Linked DNA regions of Homo sapiens: region 2 is linked to region 1. A link is a loop called in an ENCODE intact Hi-C map of the cell type or tissue named here. Cell type or tissue: mammary epithelial cell. All regions are shown on one strand. Links, peaks and the distances in the headings refer to the core of each region. The heading gives the core; the rest is flanking DNA.

Region 1 (8,662 bases), core at 229-8,228:
CAGGGCGGTGAGGACGCTGTGGACGCGGTGAGGACGCTGTGGACGCGGCGAGGGAGCTGTCGGGGCGGTGAGGACGCTGTGGACGCGGTGAGGGCGCTGTGGGGACGGTGAGGACGCTGTGGACGCTGTCGGGGCAGTGAGGACGCTGCGGACGTTGAGGACGCTGTGGGGGCGATGAGGACGCTGTCGGGGCGGTGAGGACGCTGTCGGGGCGGTGAGGACGCTGTGGACGCGGTGAGGACGCTGTGGGGACGGTGAGGACGCTGTGGGGACCGTGAGGACGCTGTCGGGGCCGTGAGGACGCTGTCGGGGCGGTGAGGACGCTGTCGGGACGGTGAGGGCGCTGTGGACGCGGTGAGGGCGCTGTGGGGGCGGTGAGGACGCTGTGGACGCGATGAGGACGCTGTGGACGCTGTGAGGACGCTGTGGGGGCGGTGAGGACGCTGTGGACGCGGTGAGGACGCTGTGGACGCCGTGAGGACGCTGTGGGGACGGTGAGGACGCTGTGGACGCGGTGAGGACGCTGTGGACGCGGCGAGGGAGCTGTCAGGGCGGTGAGGACGCTGTGGACGCGGTGAGGACGCTGTGGACGCGGCGAGGGAGCTGTCGGGGCGGTGAGGACGCTGTGGACGCGGTGAGGACACTGTGGGGACGGTGAGGACGCTGTGGACGCGGTGAGGACGCTGTGGACGCCGTGAGGACGCTGTGGGGGCGGTGAGGACGCTGTCGGGGCGGTGAGGACGCTGTGGGGGCGGTGAGGGCGCTGTGGACGCGGCGAGGGCGCTGTCGGGGCGGTGAGGACGCTGTGGACGCCGTGAGGACGCTGTGGGGGCGGTGAGGACGCTGTCGGGGCGGTGAGGACGCTGTCGGGGCGGTGAGGGCGCTGTGGGGGCGGTGAGGACGCTGTCGGGGCGGTGAGGGCGCTGCGGACGTTGAGGACGCTGTGGACGCAGTGAGGACACTGTGGGGACAGTGAGGACGCTGTGGACGCCGTGAGGACGCTGTCGGGGTGGTGAGGACGCTGTGGGGGCGGTGAGGACGCTGTCGGGGCTGTGAGGGCGCTGTGGACGCGGTGAGGGCGCTGTGGACGCGGTGAGGACGCTGTGGGGGCGGTGAGGACGCTGCGGACATTAAGGACGCTGTGGACGCGGTGACGACACTGTGGGGACGGTGAGGACGCTGTGGACGCCGTGAGGACGCTGTCGGGGCGGTGAGGACGCTGTCGGGGAGGTGAGGACGCTGTGGGGGCGGTGAGGACGCTGTGGGGGCGGTGAGGGCGCTGCGGACGTTGAGGACGCTGTGGACGCGGTGAGGACACTGTGGGGACAGTGAGGACGCTGTGGACGCCGTGAGGACACTGTCGGGGTGGTGAGGACGCTGTGGACGCGGTGAGGACGCTGTCGGGGCTGTGAGGACGCTGTGGGGGCGGTGAGGACGCTGTGGGGGCGGTGAGGACGCTGTCGGGGCGGTGAGGACGCTCTCGGGGCGGTGAGGGCGCTGTGGACCCGATGAGGGCGCTGTGGGGGCGGTGAGGACGCTGTGGACGCGGTGAGGGCGCTGTAGGGGCGATGAGGAGGCTGTGGACGCCGTGAGGACGCTGTGGACGCGGTGAGGACGCTGTGGGGGCGGTGAGGACGCTGTGGGGGCGGTGAAGATGCTGTGGACGCGGTGAGGGCGCTGTGGGGGCGGTGAGGACGCTGCAGATGTTGACGCTGTGGATGCTGTGGGGGTGGCGAGGGCTCTTTGGACGCGGTGAGGACGCTGTGGGGGCGGTGAGGACGCTGCAGATGTTGACGCTGTGGATGCTGTGGGGGTGGCGAGGGCTCCGTGGACGCGGTGAGTACGCTGTGGACAGTGAGGGTGCTGTGGGGACAGTGAGGATGCTCTGGGGGGCAGTGAGGGCGCTGCGCGGACAGTGAGGGTGCTGTGGGGGCAGTGAGGACACGGTAGACAGTGAGGACGCTGTGGGGGCAGTGAGGATGCTTTGGGGGTGGTGAGAACACTCTAGGCAGTGAGGACAGTCCCAGCAGTGTGTCTCGTCCTCTGAGCATGTTCAGGGGCTGGTTCTTGTGGACAGTGCCGGCCTTGAGGACACCAAGAGCATTTCAAGGGTTGGGTTTCCTGATGCAGGGACTGCGGCGTTGGCAGCATTCAGTTCACTAGGGGAGCGTTGGGGCAGGTGACCAGGGCTGGTTCAGGTCTGTTGCTCCATCCGGGATCCCTGGACCATCCGAATGAGAAGATGGCCTCTATGTGACAGAGTCACATGCGGTGGGGGTTCTTGGAGGGCCCCACAGCGATGAGTGGACCTCAGGGGTTGCAGGGTCTCTGGAATCATTGTGTTCTGGAGTGAACTTGCCCCCCCACAGGCTCCACCAACACCCCCAAACCCTCTTCCTGCCATCCCTCCCCATCCCACAGCAGCGGCCCTGGCCCCAGACCCCTTCTGCCAGGGCTCAGGGCTGGCAGCCTGCTCCTGCCAGCCAAGAGCCGTTCCTGTCCCTGCCCACAGCTGCTGCCTTCCCCAGGCTCCCAGGCTGCACCACACGGGGCCTGCATGTTCCTTCTGACTGGCACAAGGTACTCTCCATGCCACTGCTCCTTGCTCATCTCCTGTGCCTCTGGCGAGTCCCCCACCGGGCCACCACTTCCCTCAGGAAGGCCTCTCCGACTGCCCAGACCAGCAAGGGGCTTCTCAGAGTTCTCCAGTCTCTGGCCTCCCACTGCCCTGCCCGGATTCTGGAGCTGAGCAAACAGGTCAGCACATGGTGCCCAACTTAGGAGGTGACTGACGCCTTCCTCACTATTTGGGCTGGCCTGGGGTGCCAGGGACAGGGTTCCTCTGCCACCGTCCATGTGGCCCCCACCTGTCTGGCCTTATGAACAATGGAAACTATTCTCCATGCATCCCAGAGAGGCCCCAGATGAGGAGCCTCAGGTCCTGGCTGCCCGGCCCAGGAAGGCCCTCAGCCCCCAATGGCCATCACTGACCACCACTGACCGGGTCGGGGAGGCTGCCACTGACATGGCCTTTGTCCTGGCCTTTGTGGGACAAGACAGATGGCCCTCCTGTGGGGCTGATGCTATCTCGAGGCTGCCAGTCAGACGTGAGGCAGGAACCACCCCTGCCTTTGTGAGCAGGTGCAGGGCATCCGGCCCATTGTGGGCTGCAGCCGACTGTGGTTGTCCATCCGGCCTTATCACCACATCGAGGACAGTGGCCCCCTTTATACAAATGAACTGCCCAGCTTGCCCTCCCCAGCGGTGGCCTGGCACCTCCAGAGGTCCTAGTGTAGGTCAGAGGTAACCATCGTCATAACACCGTGCATGTGCAACACTCTAAACTCAGTCCAAGCAGGGCAGGGGAGGGGGTGTGCTCCCCACTTTCTCTAAGAAACCAGATCCCAGAAGGGGGCTCTCTGCTGGGCCCCAGAGCATTTTTTGTGTGAACTGGAAACAGGGCTGAGGCAGGCCTCTTGCATCCCTTCTCTGCCTCACTGAGGTCTTTGGGGTGCAAATGTACAGCCCAGGAGAAAGTGGCCCAGGGTCTTAGGTGGCCCCCAGCCAAGAGAAGGACGCTCCTCTGGTCTGTGGGAAAAGGCCCCAGCAGGAGATAGGGGGAGTGGGCAGCCCACTGCTTGCAAGGCTTGAGGTCTCCTGGGCCAGTGTGTCGCTCAGGGGGTGGCAGGGGGGGCCCTGAAGGGCAGGAGCTGCAGAGGCAGAGGGACTCCTGTTGAGGAAAGCTACTGGAATCACTGTGTGGTTAGACCTAAGGAAGAACTTCCTGCCTGCTGGTCGGCGGGGCAGCCGAACCCTATGATTCCTCCACAATCCCTCCTCTTGCCGGCTCTCCGTGGTTTAGACTGGTTCGTGCCAAGGTACTGACTGTGGAAGGCACAGGGCTTCCCTCGCTGGCTGACCTTCCTTGGCTGCCTGGGAGCCCCCAGTCCCCATGCCTGACTCTGAGCTGACCCTCCACACACTGACCCTGGGGCCTCAGCCTCCAAGGGGTGTGGGGAAGTGAGTAGTCCCAGTTCAGTATACCTGAATGGCCCTGTGGGGACGGGAGAAAGGCACACCCTCCCTGCAGATCTGGGCACCACCTTGATCCCAGCATTGTCCTTCATTTCACAGACAACACACCTGCCCCAGGACCCCCTCCCCACTGATGAGCTGGGCCCCTCTGTGACCTCAGACTCTTCCTTCTAGGCAGGAACAGGTTGGGGGTCCCGTCTCCAAGCCCTGCCTGGACCCCGCACCTCCAGTCCCAGGCTAGCTGATTCAGGGCTCCTTGCCCTGCAGCCCAAGGGCCCTCTCACCACCATTGCCCACCCCACCTCCCTGGGCTCCTGGGATCTCAGCCTTAGGTCAAGGCCCAGCCCTGGTGCACCCTCCCCCATGGGCCAGGCCCTCCATGCCTTTGCCCGCGCCAGTCCCTCCACGGGGCACGCCCTTCCCGCTGTGGCTACTCCTCAATCTTAGAGGCCCCTCCCAAGCCCATTCTCACAGAGCTTCCTAGGCCTGCCCTGGCCTGACACATAGTGCAGGACAGTGTCCAGGCCTGTGTCCCCAAGACCCATCTGGGGTTCAAGCCACATCTTGGGCCTATACACAGCCAGCTAGTGAGTGAGCGAGCGAGTGAGTGAGGCCCTGCAAGATGGTCATCTGTCTTGTCCCGCAAAGGCCAAGACAAACGCCGTGTCAGCGGCAGCCTCTCCAACCCAGTCTGTGATGGCCAGTGGTGGTCAGTGAGGGCTGGGCCGCGAGGCTCACAGCTCAGGCCGCACCCGCCGGTTTCACAGACCGGCCAGGAAGCTCCCAGGGCGAGGGCCTAGTCGTGTCCTCCCCATGGGCGAGCAACCCTAGGCAGGCACCAGAGGGCGCTCGCGGTCTGCAGAAAACGCTGGCTAAGGGGGGAGCGCGGAAAGAGGTGGGCACTGTGGGTGCAGACAGCTGGGGTCCGCGGAGAAACGAAGGCCTGGAGCGGGGGCGCTGGGTTGTCCAGGCTGGCGGCGAGCTGCACCGAGTGGGACGGGCAGGCTGCCCCTAGTGAGGGCGGGGAGGGTGTCGCCGCGTGGCGGCTGACAGACGGGGCGGGATGAGCGTAGCCCCCGCCCCTGCCCTGGTGCACTGACAGCCTGTCAGCCGGGAAGATAAGGGACTTCTTCCGCTGGGCGTGGGGTGGGGGTCAACCCAGGTGCGCTGTCCCCCTCCCGCTGGTGTTTGCTCGGTAAACACTTATTGGGCCCCGGGCTGTGCACACCGCCGCGGGGGAGGGGCGGGCGACCTGAAGGCCTGGACTCCATGGCCTCTGCCAGGGATGCCGGGTCCATGGGCCATCAATGATGCAGGAAAAGAGGCTCTGTCACCTCTGGCCCCGCCTGGAGAGAGTTGCCTGTGGGGTCCTTCGTGGGCCCCCTCCAGCCTGGGGTGGCCCTAGCCTCAGCTTCAGAGCTGGGCTGACCCCCGACTAGCCGAGGCATTAATGGGGCCCCGTGGAGGAGGTCCTGGGAAGGTCTGGGGAGCTGAAGTCCTGGCCACGTGGGGGGGACTGCACCCCCTGCCCAGACGGAGCAACAACATTGGGGTGGGTGGCGGGGCCCTGGGGGCCCATAGCTCAGCGCAGCGTCTGCGCCCACCCCCTGTGTTTCCGATGGAAGACAGGCTGAAGGTGATAAATCACCAGGTCCCACCCCCACCCACCCTGCCAACGGGTGGGGAAGGGGGGCTGCATGTGACAGAGATGGGGACCGAGACAGAGATGGGAGCCAGGTCTAGAGGAGAGACCAGAGACAGTGGCACTGTGGTGGCCCCGTTGACACGGGCCAGGACCCTTGCTTGGGTGTCTGGCCTCCCCGCTCTGGGCGCCCCTTCCACAAAGCCCATCTGGAAACCAGCTGAGAGCCACCGTACCCCCACCCCGGCTGACCCCCAACAGGGAGGTAGAGGAGGGAGGGAGACCTTTGCAGCCATAACTCCGTCCCCCGCCTGCCCGCCCCCAGGAGGACCATAAATCAGCAGGGGCTCTCAAAGCACTACCTCCACAGGCTGAAGGGAGGGCTTCAGGGCCACTGGTCTTAGGGACTAGGCCTGTCCTTGGCTGTGTCTGTCCCTCTTTAAACAGCCCTCAGGCTGAGGCAGGCATATCACTTGAGGCCAGGAGTTCAAGACCAGCCTGGCCATCATGGTGAAACCCTGCCTCTACTAAAAATACAAAAATTAGCCGGGCGTGGTGGTGTTGGGCACCTGTAATCCCAGCTACTCTGGAGGCTGCAGGGGGAGGATGGCTTGAGCCCAGGAGGCAGAGGTTGCAGTGACCCCAGATCACGCCACTGCACGCCAACCTGGGTGACAGAGCTAAACTCTGTCTCAAAAAAATAAAATAAAAATAAACAGCCCTGAGGGGAACCCCAGTGGCCCCCACACCCAGCACAGTCGAACTGACTGAGCACTGTCTACACTGGATGTACACACTCACATCCTCACTTTCTCTCTCCAGACAGGAAACGTCTGCAGGGAGCAACTCTGTGTCCTCATCAGGAGACCCCCTGTTGCTGGCCCCTCAGGAACTAGGGATCAGCATGTCCTACCCAGTGAAGCCCTCCTGGGGGTCTTCTCTGCCCATAGGAAATGCCTCCTTCTATCCTGTCTTCCTGTCACCACCACCCCCCAGGGTACTGAGGGCCAGCTGGACAAAAGGTGGTGAGAGATGGGCCAGGTGGATCCCCCGCAGGTGAGCGCACCCCACACACATACACACAGGGCAGGTGCAGAGTCAGTACCCAGTGGGAGAGGCTTGAGAGGGCCTGGGGGAGTGCTCCCTGGAGCTGTGGGGTGTGCTCAGCAGCCTAGTTCTAGCCGGGCCGGCCTCAGCAACCCCTGTCCAGGGTCTAGCCTACAGACATTCCCAGGGTTCCCGTGGTGGGCATAAGGGCATTGTACACAAGGAAACACAGATGTCCACCGTGACATCACCCCAGCTTGTCTCAAAGAGCCGTGGGGTTGGGGATGAGGGCTGCTTCTTGTCTAGAAAGACCTTCAGAGATGTTGGAATTCTGTGCCTGAGACAGGCACTGACTGTCACTGGGCTGGCCTGGGCCTGGTTACCTGGACTGTCGCCTTCATCCTCAGAGCAAACCCTTGAGTCTAGCACTAGCGATGTCTCAGGGGAGGGTTCAGAGTGTGCAGCAGCTGGAAGTGTGCTCAGCTCAGCCTGTAGGAGGGTCTGGCTTTTCCAGAATGTCCCAGGGAGAAGAGCGCAAGGGGAGTAGGGTGCTGGGGTGTGCAGGGGAGCCCATCTCCCGTCATCCATTCACGTTCAATCATTCATACCAGTGTGCAGACCTGTCTGGAGCCTGCCGGCTGCCAGGGTCAAGGGCTGGGGGGGTGCAGATCCCTTGGCCCCAGACCCCCACCTGGCAGAGGCACTTCACTCCTCTTCCATCCCTCCTGAGAGGGCCAGCTCCCTCCTCCCCGCACTGGGATTCCCCCTAGTACGAAGTCCTCTGGGGCTCACCTAGGTGTATTTAAGCATGTCTGACAAATTGAGGGACTCCAGGCCTAACAGACTGGAAATGGGCCGGGAAGGCGAGGGCTCACTCAACCACAGGGACCAGTCTGCCCTGCCCTTCCCAGGCCGCCCAGGTGTGACTCTCTCCACTCTCTTTGTCCCAGCCACGCAGGACCTTAGGGCCAGCCCTGCAAGGTCACTGCACTCCTGGTGGGGTACAGGAACCCTCAAAGATGGGAGGATCTGGAAGGGAAGCCATTGAACTTTGCCTGATGGACCCATGGGATGTGGGGGCACAGACCCCAGCTGGGCACCAGCAGGTCCCCATTTGGCTGGACCATGTTGACAGAATTAGGGTGCCCACTCCTGGGAGGAAAGCCTCAGTCTATGGCTGGAGGTCCAGTGAGCCAGGGGTGAGGGTCCCAGGGCAGCATCAGCCCACAGAGCAGACCAAGGCTTCTGCCAACTGCATTGCACCATGTGGCAGCTGTACCTGCCAGTCAGGGGATCCCAAGCTGGGGTGGGGCTTCAAGGAGGTGCCTACGGGCAGATCCAGGGCCGAGCTCTGCCCGGGTGTCTGCTTCAAAATCTATTTTGATGTGCTTTGTATTTGGGGAGTTGCTTTTCTCTATGCTTTGTTTATTTAAAGATGCTATTGAAGAGTTCCAGCCAAACTTTGTAAATGCCGAGGAACGGGCTGCTGTCTGAGCAGGGCTGGGGAGGGTAGGAGCCCCTGACAGCCGCCTGTCCCAGCATGCCCACCCCGTGCCCTTATTGCCCACTGAAGGTGCTCGCGCGGCACCAACTGCACTGGCTTCCTCCAGGAGGGTAGCCTGGGGGCTAGGGCCAGAGAGGCACCAGTACGCAGAGCAGTACGTGAGGCCAAGGACCTGGTCACTCTGAGACCAAGCAGGTTCCAGGCATCTATGCTGAGGGGAGTGGGAGACCACTGACTTTCTTTGTGGCAAAAGTGGGGATGGACCTGTTTGTGTGAGCTCAGGGCCTCTCTTGGCACTAAATGCCTCTCTTGGCCACCCTCTGCCCTGGGGTCCTTGGCATGGGACTCTCTGGTATGGGAATCCCAGGTCTATGGAATGTTAGTCTATGAGTCCCTGGTCTGGGGTTCTGAGCCTGAAGAGTCCTGCTCTGGGT
Region 2 (8,662 bases), core at 412-8,411, 220 kb after region 1:
ACAGAATCTCAGTCTGTCACCCAGGATGGAGTGCAGTGGTGAGATCTCAGCTTACTGCAGCCTTGACCTCCTGGGCTCAAGCGATCCTCCTGCCTCACCCTCCCAAGTAGCTGGGACTACAGGCATGTACCACCATGCCAGGCTAATAATTTTTGAGTTTTTTTATAGAAACAGGGTTTCATCATGTTTCCCAGGCTTGTCTCGAATTCCTGGGCCATTCAGGCTTTGTCCCATATTTTTCCTCTTTTTGTAATTTTACTTCAGGACAAAATTACATCCCTTTCTTTAACAAAAACACTCTACATTCTTTGCATACTTTTCATATAAAAACACATCCTATCTTCCTCCCATACTTTGTATAGGAAATTGTTTCCCTCATTCTTATTGTTTCTAGGAGTTTTGTTTTCATATATTGATTATAATTTTTAACCATTAGTAACCGGTATTTTTTTTTTAAAGAGACAGCGTCTTGCTCTTTTGCCCAGGCTGGAGTGCAGTGGCACAATCAGGACTCACTGCACCCTTGAACTCCCGGGCTCAAGTAATTCTCCAACCTCAGCCCCCTAAAGCACTGAGATTACAGGCATGAGTCACCACGCCCGGCCATAACTTGTATTTTACAAGTAAAACTGGGAAGAAGACAATTGGAAATTGTCTGTCATTTACCAGTTTGTTGGCAAATTTTATGAATATACCATCTTATAATCTCTAGAGGTATATCCTTTTTATAGTACAATGTTTTTAAGTGCCAAGTACATGTTTATTAACAGACCAGAATACCTTTAGCCAGTCTGTACCATATAAAAATAAGAAGCCAAAAAGTACAAAAAGTTACGCTTAATAATGAATGTTTCAGCACTTTCTTCTCTTCAGGTATTATTTAGATATTCAATGAATGTCTATTATTTAACTTCACTTAGTATGACTCTGAGGTTGAAAGTTACTGAAAACATCTTGTAAGCTTTTTTAGGCCAATATATTATCAAACGCAATTAACAAAACACAACTCACTAGTTTATATAAGAGCTAGTTCTCACTTTTTTTTTTACTCTATTTTATATATTTTTTCTTTTCTTTTCTTTTCTTTTTTTTTTTTTTTTTTTTTTCTGTAGAGACAAGGTCTTGCTGTGTTGCCCAGGCTGGTCTTGAACTCCTAGCCTCAAGTGATCCACTTACCTTGGCCTCCCAAAGTGCTGGGATTACAGGTGTGAGCCACCACCCAGCCCTATTTTATATTTTTATCTGAACTGTGTTTCTGGCAAATTGGACAAGTTAAGGGTCACTTGCTCCATGTGAGGGGAAGGCTTTCTACCTGTATTTGTGGATAAGACCTTTACGACTTGTTTTGCCCTGATGGATGACTACATGTTTCCAGTGAGCTCAGCTGGTTGCTTTTGTGGGTCCCTGAGGCACTGCGAGCCCCTGATGGGGCAGGAAGCCTAAAGTTCCAGGGACCGTGGGGAGTTGAGGGGCTGGAGGGGGAAGAGAGAGGCCTGCAGCGGGGATCCACAGGTGGAGGAGGCCAGACTTGAAGGGGGTGTCTCCTTCAAGAGAAAGTAGGGAAGTATGGAGGTGATAGGAAGGGAGAGGCCTGAGAGGAGCTAGTTTGGGGAGATCTCAAGTATCCCAAAGGAGCCACTGATGTTCCAAATTATCCTTGGTAAAGTCACATCAACAAGGAAGGAAGCAGACAGAGGCGCACTTGTTCCTTGCAGTTTTGTTTTGATGTGCTGATTAAAGTAGCGCAGAGGGCATGATCAGCAGGGCTCCAGTAAGACGCTCCCACGGGAGGAGCAAGAACACAGAACAGAGGGGGCAAGACAGCTCCACCAGGAGTCAGGAGTGAATCCCCTCTGGGAACGAGGCACTAGGAAGAAGAACTTCCAGCCCAGGAGGTAGGTAGCGTTCAGAAGAAGCCTGGGGCGGGCGCGGTGGCGCACGCCTGTAATCCCAGCACTTTGGGAGGCCGAGGCGGGCGAATCACGAGGTCAGGAGATCAAGACCATCCTGGCTAACACGGTGAAACCCCATCTCTACTAAAAATACAAAAAATTAGCCGGGCGTTGTGGTGGGCACCTATAGTCCCAGCTACTTGGGAGGCTGAGGCAGGAGAATGGCATGAACCCGGGGGACGGAGCTTGCAATGAGCCGAGATTATGCCACTGCACTCCAGCCTGGGCGACAGAGCAAGACTCTGTCCCAAAAAAAAAAAAAAAAAAAGCCTGGGACTCTTAGCGCCTCAGAGCCTTACTCAGAATCATAAAATCATTAGAAGCAATGTCTGTCCTCACTGCTGCATCCGATATTCTTCCGGACCACTGGATCACAAATCAAACCATGTGACTCCCGCATGAGCAGGCAGAGTGGAGATAACACGGATCGCTGTGTACACTGTGTGCTCCGGTTGTTGCATCCGAGGGTTGATCGGATGGTGGTTCCCATCCAGATCCAAGTCCTGGCCCCTGATCACAGAGAAACACAGCTGGACATTAAAGTGGTGAGGACGGAAATTATAATATTTGGTGACCAGTGACAGGAGGGGAGAGAGCCGAGCTCCGCTCCGAGTTGTGCAAAGAAGTGGGGAGTGGGGAGGAAGAACAGTGGGGACTCAGTGGAGTGAGGAAAGTGGAAAATTACCAAAAGCAGGAAGGGAGGGTTAGCCTTGGGAAACCAATCTGGGTTTGCCACGGGGGCTTACTGAAGTCAGGCCCCCAGTCCCACAGAGGCTGGGAGACAGGGGCCCCATCTTCAGGTGTTGGCCAGAACACAGGAAATTCTCTTGGTAGCCATGACTTTCTCAGGCAGGCGCTTTGAAGGGGGCTGGGATCATTTTAGGAATGTGGCCTTGAGCTGTTAGAAGCCATGTGCAGTATGGCTTACACCTGTAATCCCAGCACTTTGGGAGGCTGAGGCTGGAGAATCACTTGAGGCCAGGAGTTTAAGACCAGCCTGGGCAACATAGCAAGACGCTGTCTCTACAAAAATAATTTTTAAAAAATTAGCCAGGCACTGCGGCATGCCCCTGTGTAGTCCCAGTTACTCAGGAGGCTGAAGCAGGAGGACTGCTGGAGCCCAAGAGTTCAAGGTTGCAGCAAGCTGATTGCACCACTGCACTCCAGCCTGGGCGGCAGAGGTGATCACGCCACTGCACTCCCGCCTGGGCGACAGAGCAAGACCCTGTCTTTAAAAACAAAAAGGCCAGGCAGGTGCGGTGGCTCATGCCTGTAATCCCAGCACTTTGGGAGGCCAAGGCGGGCGGATCATGAGGTCAGGAGATCGAGACCATCCTGGCTAACATGGTGAAACCCCGTCTCTACCAAAAACACAAAAAAGTTAGCCGGGCGTGGTGGCGGGCGCCTGTAGTCCCAGCTACTGGGAGGCTGAGGCAGGAGAATGCCATGAACCCGGGGGATGGAGCTTGCAGTGAGCCGAGATTGCGCCACTGCACTCTAGCCTGGGAGACAGAGCAAGACTCCGTCTCAAAACAAAACAAAACAACAACAAAAAAAAAACAGCCGAGCGCAGTGGCTCACGCCTGTAATCCCAGCACTTTGGGAGGCCGAGGTGGGCAGATCACAAGGTCAGGAGTTCAAGACCAGCCTGACCAACATGGTGAAACCTTGTCTCTACTAAAAATACAAAAATTAGCTAGGCGTGGTGGTGTGAGCCTATAATCCCAGCTACTCAGGAGGCTGAGGCAGGAGAATCGCTTGAACCCAGGAGGCGGAGGTTGCAGTGAGCCGAGATCGCGCCACTGCACTCCAGTCTGTGTGACAGAGTGACAGCCCGTCTCAAAAAATAAATAAATAAATAAATAAATAAATAAATAAATAAATAAATAAATAAATAAAATGAAGCAGCAGCAGCTTTGTTAGTGTTTGTTCAAGGCCTGATAGGCCAAGGTGAGGCTCAGCCGAGAAACGTGCTCAGAGGAGCCTGGCCGGAGTGTGATGGGGGAGTCTTTGTCCAGGCTGCTGCCACGGTGGGCCTCAGGACTCATGGCCTGGGCGCTGGGGGTGGGGCTGCCACTCAGCCTTGAGGAGAGCAATGAGGAGGTCAGATTCCACTCACATCCAGTGCGGTCTGGATGCAGGCCTGGCCCAGAGCCTGGTCCAGATGCTGGGGCTTTGTTTTTTTGTTGTTGTTTTTTTGAGACAGAGTCTCGCTCTGTTGCCCAGGCTGGAGTGCAGTGGCACTATCTCCACTCACTGCAACAACCTCCACCTCCACGGTTCAAGCGATTCTCCTGCCTCAGCCTCCCGAGTAGCTGGGACTACAGGCACCCGCCACCATGCCCGGCTCATTTTTTGCATTTTTAGTGGAAACAGAGTTTCACCATGTTGGCCAGGATGGTCTCCAACTCCAGACCTTGTGATCTGCCTGCCTCAGCCTCCCAAAGTGCTGGGATTACAGGCGTGAGCCACTGCACCCAGCCGGCTTTGTTTACAGTACTCAGCAGCTGCCAAAATAGTCCCCATTCCCAGGCAGGGCAGGCTCCCGGGCTCAGTCCAGCGGGGCAGATGGCCAGCCTGCACGTCACCCCACTAGGCATGTCCAGGCCCTTTCTGCCCCTCCCTAAAGGCACCCCTGTCCTTTCTGTCCCCTCCACACTGAGCCAAGCCAGCCTCCACTCTTGCCCCAGGCCTGCCCTCTGCTGGGAGCCGGGACACTGAGCTCCTGCCACATGAGCAGGTTGACCTGCAGGGGGCCTCCAAGCAGGTGCCAAGGCAGAATCGGATGTGACCAGGAGAACACCCTTGAAGGATAAAGCGAATGTGCGACCACCATGCAGGTCTGGCCCATGGAAGGGAGGGGAGGGGGCCCCGACGGGGCCACAGTAAAGGAGTGGAGGGGCCCCACAGGCAGGGATGGCCCAGCTGGCCCCCTGGGGCTGTGAATCTGCAGGTGCAGTGCAGCCTCTTGCCTCTCTCAGCCCAGCCCTTGCATCTGCCTCTTGGTGTGTCTGTGAAGACAAAGTCACCGTGGTCCCTGCAGCACCTGGCTTGAAGCAGGTGTGCAGTCCGTGTGAAAGCCTTCCCTTTAGCTATTAGGTATTGAGTCAAAAAAAAAAAAAGCCTTCCCCTGAGCCTGGGGGCCTGGCCCCACTGAGGATACCAGGCGGGGGAGGCTACAGGAGGCTGCCCTCTGCCTGGCCATCTGACCTTCCATTCTGACCCCTTCCCTTCCACACCAGCCCCTTTCCCTATGTAGGGTGCAGTCTTTGTTGCAACTGCTCACCTCTGCCATGGTCGGATGAGAGCAGCCACGGACAATGTCTGTGCAATTGTGCGTTTTTTGTTTTGTTTTGTTTTGAGATGGAGTCCCACTCTTGTTGCCCAGGCTGGAGTGTAATGGCACCATCTCGGCTCACTGCAACCTCCACCTCCCGAGTTCTAGCGATTCTCCTGCCTCAGCCTCCCAAGTAGCTGGGATTACAGGCATGCATCACCATGTCTGGCTAATTGTGTATTTTTAATAGAGACTGGGGTTTCACCATGTTGGTCAGGCTGTTCTTGAACTCCTGACCTCAGGTGATCCACCCGCCTCAGCCTCCCAAAATGCTGGGATTACAGACGTGAGCCACCGTGCCTGGTTGATTGTGCGTTCTGATAAAGCTTCATTTACAGAAATAGCAGGTAGGCCCCTCGCAGGGTGCCCAGAGCAGGTGCACTGTCTCACCTCTTCTCAGGTGTCACCGGGGTGAGAGGCTAGTCCTCTGCCTCCTCCTTCCTCTCTGCAGGTTGGAGAAATGACAGCTTCTTGTACTGGGGGTTATGAGACAGTGGCAGGAGGGGGACACTCCCAGAGTGCTGCCAGAAAGAGGCGAGGCCCCATCTGGATTTGATGGCATTTTTATTGTGGTGTTGTTTTAGAGACAGTGTCTGTCGCCCAGGATGGACGACATGGTGCAATCATGGCTCACTCCAGCCTCCAACTCCTGGGCCCAAGCAATCCTCCCACTTCAGCCTCCTGAGTAGCTGCAGCTATAGGCACACCACCATGCCTGGCTCAATGGGTATTTTGTGGCCATTAAACTTCTGGTCATTCCTTTAGATTCCCAGAGGCTGGATGGAGGTGAGTGGCCAGCCCCTGGGTCCAGAGATGAGCGCGGGGCCTGGCTGCAGCCTGTGGGGTCTCCCAGGCTGGCCTCCAGGTGTCCTCTCAGCCTGTCCACAGGCGCTGCCCAAGCGTGTGGCCTACCTGGTGCTGCCTGGCCTGTCTCTACGCACCTGTACTGGCTCTCCCTGGATTACTGGATCGCAGTCGAATCCCCTGCCAGAATCCTGGTCCCCCTTTATCACACCGGATCAGCCCCAAAGGGCAGGGCTTCTTGCAGCAGTTCCAGCCTTTGCTGGGGGTTTCCAGCCCTGTTGAGCAAGCCCCAGGTAGGGCCCTCTGCAGCCCCCGTGGGGGACCTGTGTGCCGAGCAGAGCTGCCCCGTGTGTAAACGCTTAGAACTGGCCTCCTTCCTGCCATCTGTGTCCTGTTTGTCATCACGCCTGTGGCTCTATGCTTGTCTCCCCGACTGGGCCACCAGCCCTGTGAGGGCAGGATGAGGCACGTCCAAGCCACAGTGGCTCTCAGTGTGCAGGGTGCTGTTAGCATTGGTTCTGTGTTCTGGAATAGTGAGAACAGTGTGCCCCAAATGGCCAGTGGCCTTTCCGAGGGTCACTGCAGCCGCATGTTGGCCCTCTGTGGAGAACGGAGGATGCACAGCCATTTCAGAGCACAACCTGAGGTCTCCTGAGCTTGCTGTGCAGCCCAGTCTTTCTCTCCGTGGCCCCTGGTAGCTGTCTTTCTCCCAGGAGGAGGAGAAAGACACCTTCCTGAGCAGGAGGATGTGGGTGAATAGAGACCAAAGTGTCAATCACTCTTCTGACAGAGGTGATAGCAGAATGAAAAACTGATGGACCCCAGATCTTTGCAAAGAGAACAAAGTCAGTTTCTAGTTATCTTTCTTTCTTTTTTTTCTTTTTTTCTTTTTTTTTTTTTTTTTTTTTTTTTGAGATGGAGTCTCGCTCTGCTGCCCAGGCTGGAGTGCAGTGGTGTGATCTCAGCTCACTGCAACCGCCTCCCGGGTTCAAGTGATTCTCCTGCCTCAGCCTCCTGAGTAACCAGGACTACAGGCACACACCACCACGCCCAGCTAATTTTTGTTATTTTTAGCAGAGACAGGGTTTCACCATGTTGGCCAGGATGGTCTTGAGCTCTCTTTTTTTTTTTTTTTTTTTTTTTTGAGACGGAGTCTCGCTCTGTCACCCAGGCTGGAGTGCAATGGAGTGATCTTAGCTCCCTGCAACCTCTGCCTCCCAGGTTCAGGCTATTCTCCTGCCTCAGCCTCCTGAGTAGCTGGGACTAACAGGTGCTTGCCACCAAGCCTGGCTAATTTTTGTATTTTTAGTAGAGACAGGGTTTCACCATATTGGCCAGGCTGATCTCGAAATCCTGACCTTGTGGTCTGCCCGCCTTGGCCTCCCAAAGTGCTGGGATTACAGGCGTAAGCCACCACACCAGGCCCATTTTCTAGTTATCTTTTACGGATTTTTTAAAATGAGCCTAGAAACCAGGTCATATAATTAGTTTATTTTTTAATTTCTTATAGAGACAGGGTCTTACTATGTTGCCCAGAGTGGTCCTGAACGCCTGGGCTCAAGTGATCCTCCTGCCTCAGCCTCCCAAAGTATTGGGATTACAGGTGTGGCCACTGTTCCAGCCATAGTTCATATTTTAAAGGATTTTTAAGAGTCTCATTTCACTGATGTTACTTGCAGTATATTTATGGAAAACATTCCTGTCTTTTTTTTTTTTTTGAGACGGAGTCTCACTCTGTTACCCAGGCTGGAGTGCAGTGGCGTGATCTCGGCTCACTGCAAGCTCCGCCTCTGGGGTTCACGCCATTCTCCTGCCTCAGCCTCCCGAGTAGCTGGGACTACAGGTGCCTGCCACCACACCCGGCCAATTTTTTGTATTTTTAGTAGAGACAGGGTTTCACTGTGTTAGCCAGGATGGTCTCGATCTCCTGACCTCGTGATCTGCCCGCCCCGGCCTCCCAAAGTGCTGGGATTACAGGCATGAGCCACCGCGCCCGGCCAGCATTCCTGTCTTTTAAAGAAAGATGAGACCAGATGCAGTGGTGTGCACCTGTGGTCCCAGCTACTCAGGAGGATGCCTTGAGCCTGGGAGTTCAAGGCTGCAGCTGCAGTGAGCCTTGATCACGCCACTGCACTCCAGCCTGGGCAATTGAACAGGACCCTGTCTCTAAAGAAATAAAATAAAGGCAGATGAATGTCATCTAGGGTGTGTCCAATGTGAGAGAGAATACTGACCAGGTGACAGAGGTGATGGACTCTCTAGCTCTGCAGCAGACTGCTGGGCAGAGAAGCTTGGGCAGGCCTGGCACTGAGGCCCAGAAGCTTCATGCTCTTTAGAGCCAGAGGTGTCAAGCCCAGCTGCCTGTGTCCTGGCCGCACTGTGAGGCACTGAGGATGCCCTCACACGTGCATCTGCATGTGGCGTGCATGTGGCAAGCATGTGCAGGTGCTGTGTGGGCACGATCATGCCTGCCCTCTACTGTGCTGGAGAGGTAAGACCATCAGCCGTTTCACAGAGGAGGGAATGTGGACCTCACGGGGGTCTCATGAGCTTGCGAGCCGATGGCCAG

Evidence for each region. Hi-C counts contacts between places; a loop is a spot of excess contacts. Peaks named below come from ENCODE experiments on the same cell type or tissue, not always from the same donor. Only the 100,000 strongest peaks of a DNase experiment are listed, where the experiment ranks them.
Region 2: it touches region 1 in a loop (8-fold over the local background); 20 of 110 quality-filtered maps call a loop at or near these places.

Annotation. Positions count from the first base shown.
Region 1 is chr22:19,725,944-19,734,605 of GRCh38, forward strand. It overlaps LOC105372861 (a long non-coding RNA gene), which reads left to right and starts at 1,778. Exons shown (of 3, transcript XR_938005.3): 1 at 1,778-2,757; 2 at 6,500-6,733. RefSeq lists enhancers at 73-648, 4,683-4,977. In mammary epithelial cell, for the core only: a CTCF peak has its summit at 4,881 (motif pointing right); no DNase peak of the experiment used is centred there; H3K4me3 peaks cover 416 bases.
Region 2 is chr22:19,949,158-19,957,819 of GRCh38, forward strand. The region is part of intron 1 of COMT (catechol-O-methyltransferase); the gene reads left to right. Among named protein-coding and RNA genes, the nearest start is that of MIR4761, 10 kb to the right of the region's middle. RefSeq lists enhancers at 2,489-2,783, 4,107-4,730, 4,731-5,352, 5,617-6,268 and a silencer at 6,571-6,738. In mammary epithelial cell, for the core only: a CTCF peak has its summit at 4,685 (motif pointing left); no DNase peak of the experiment used is centred there.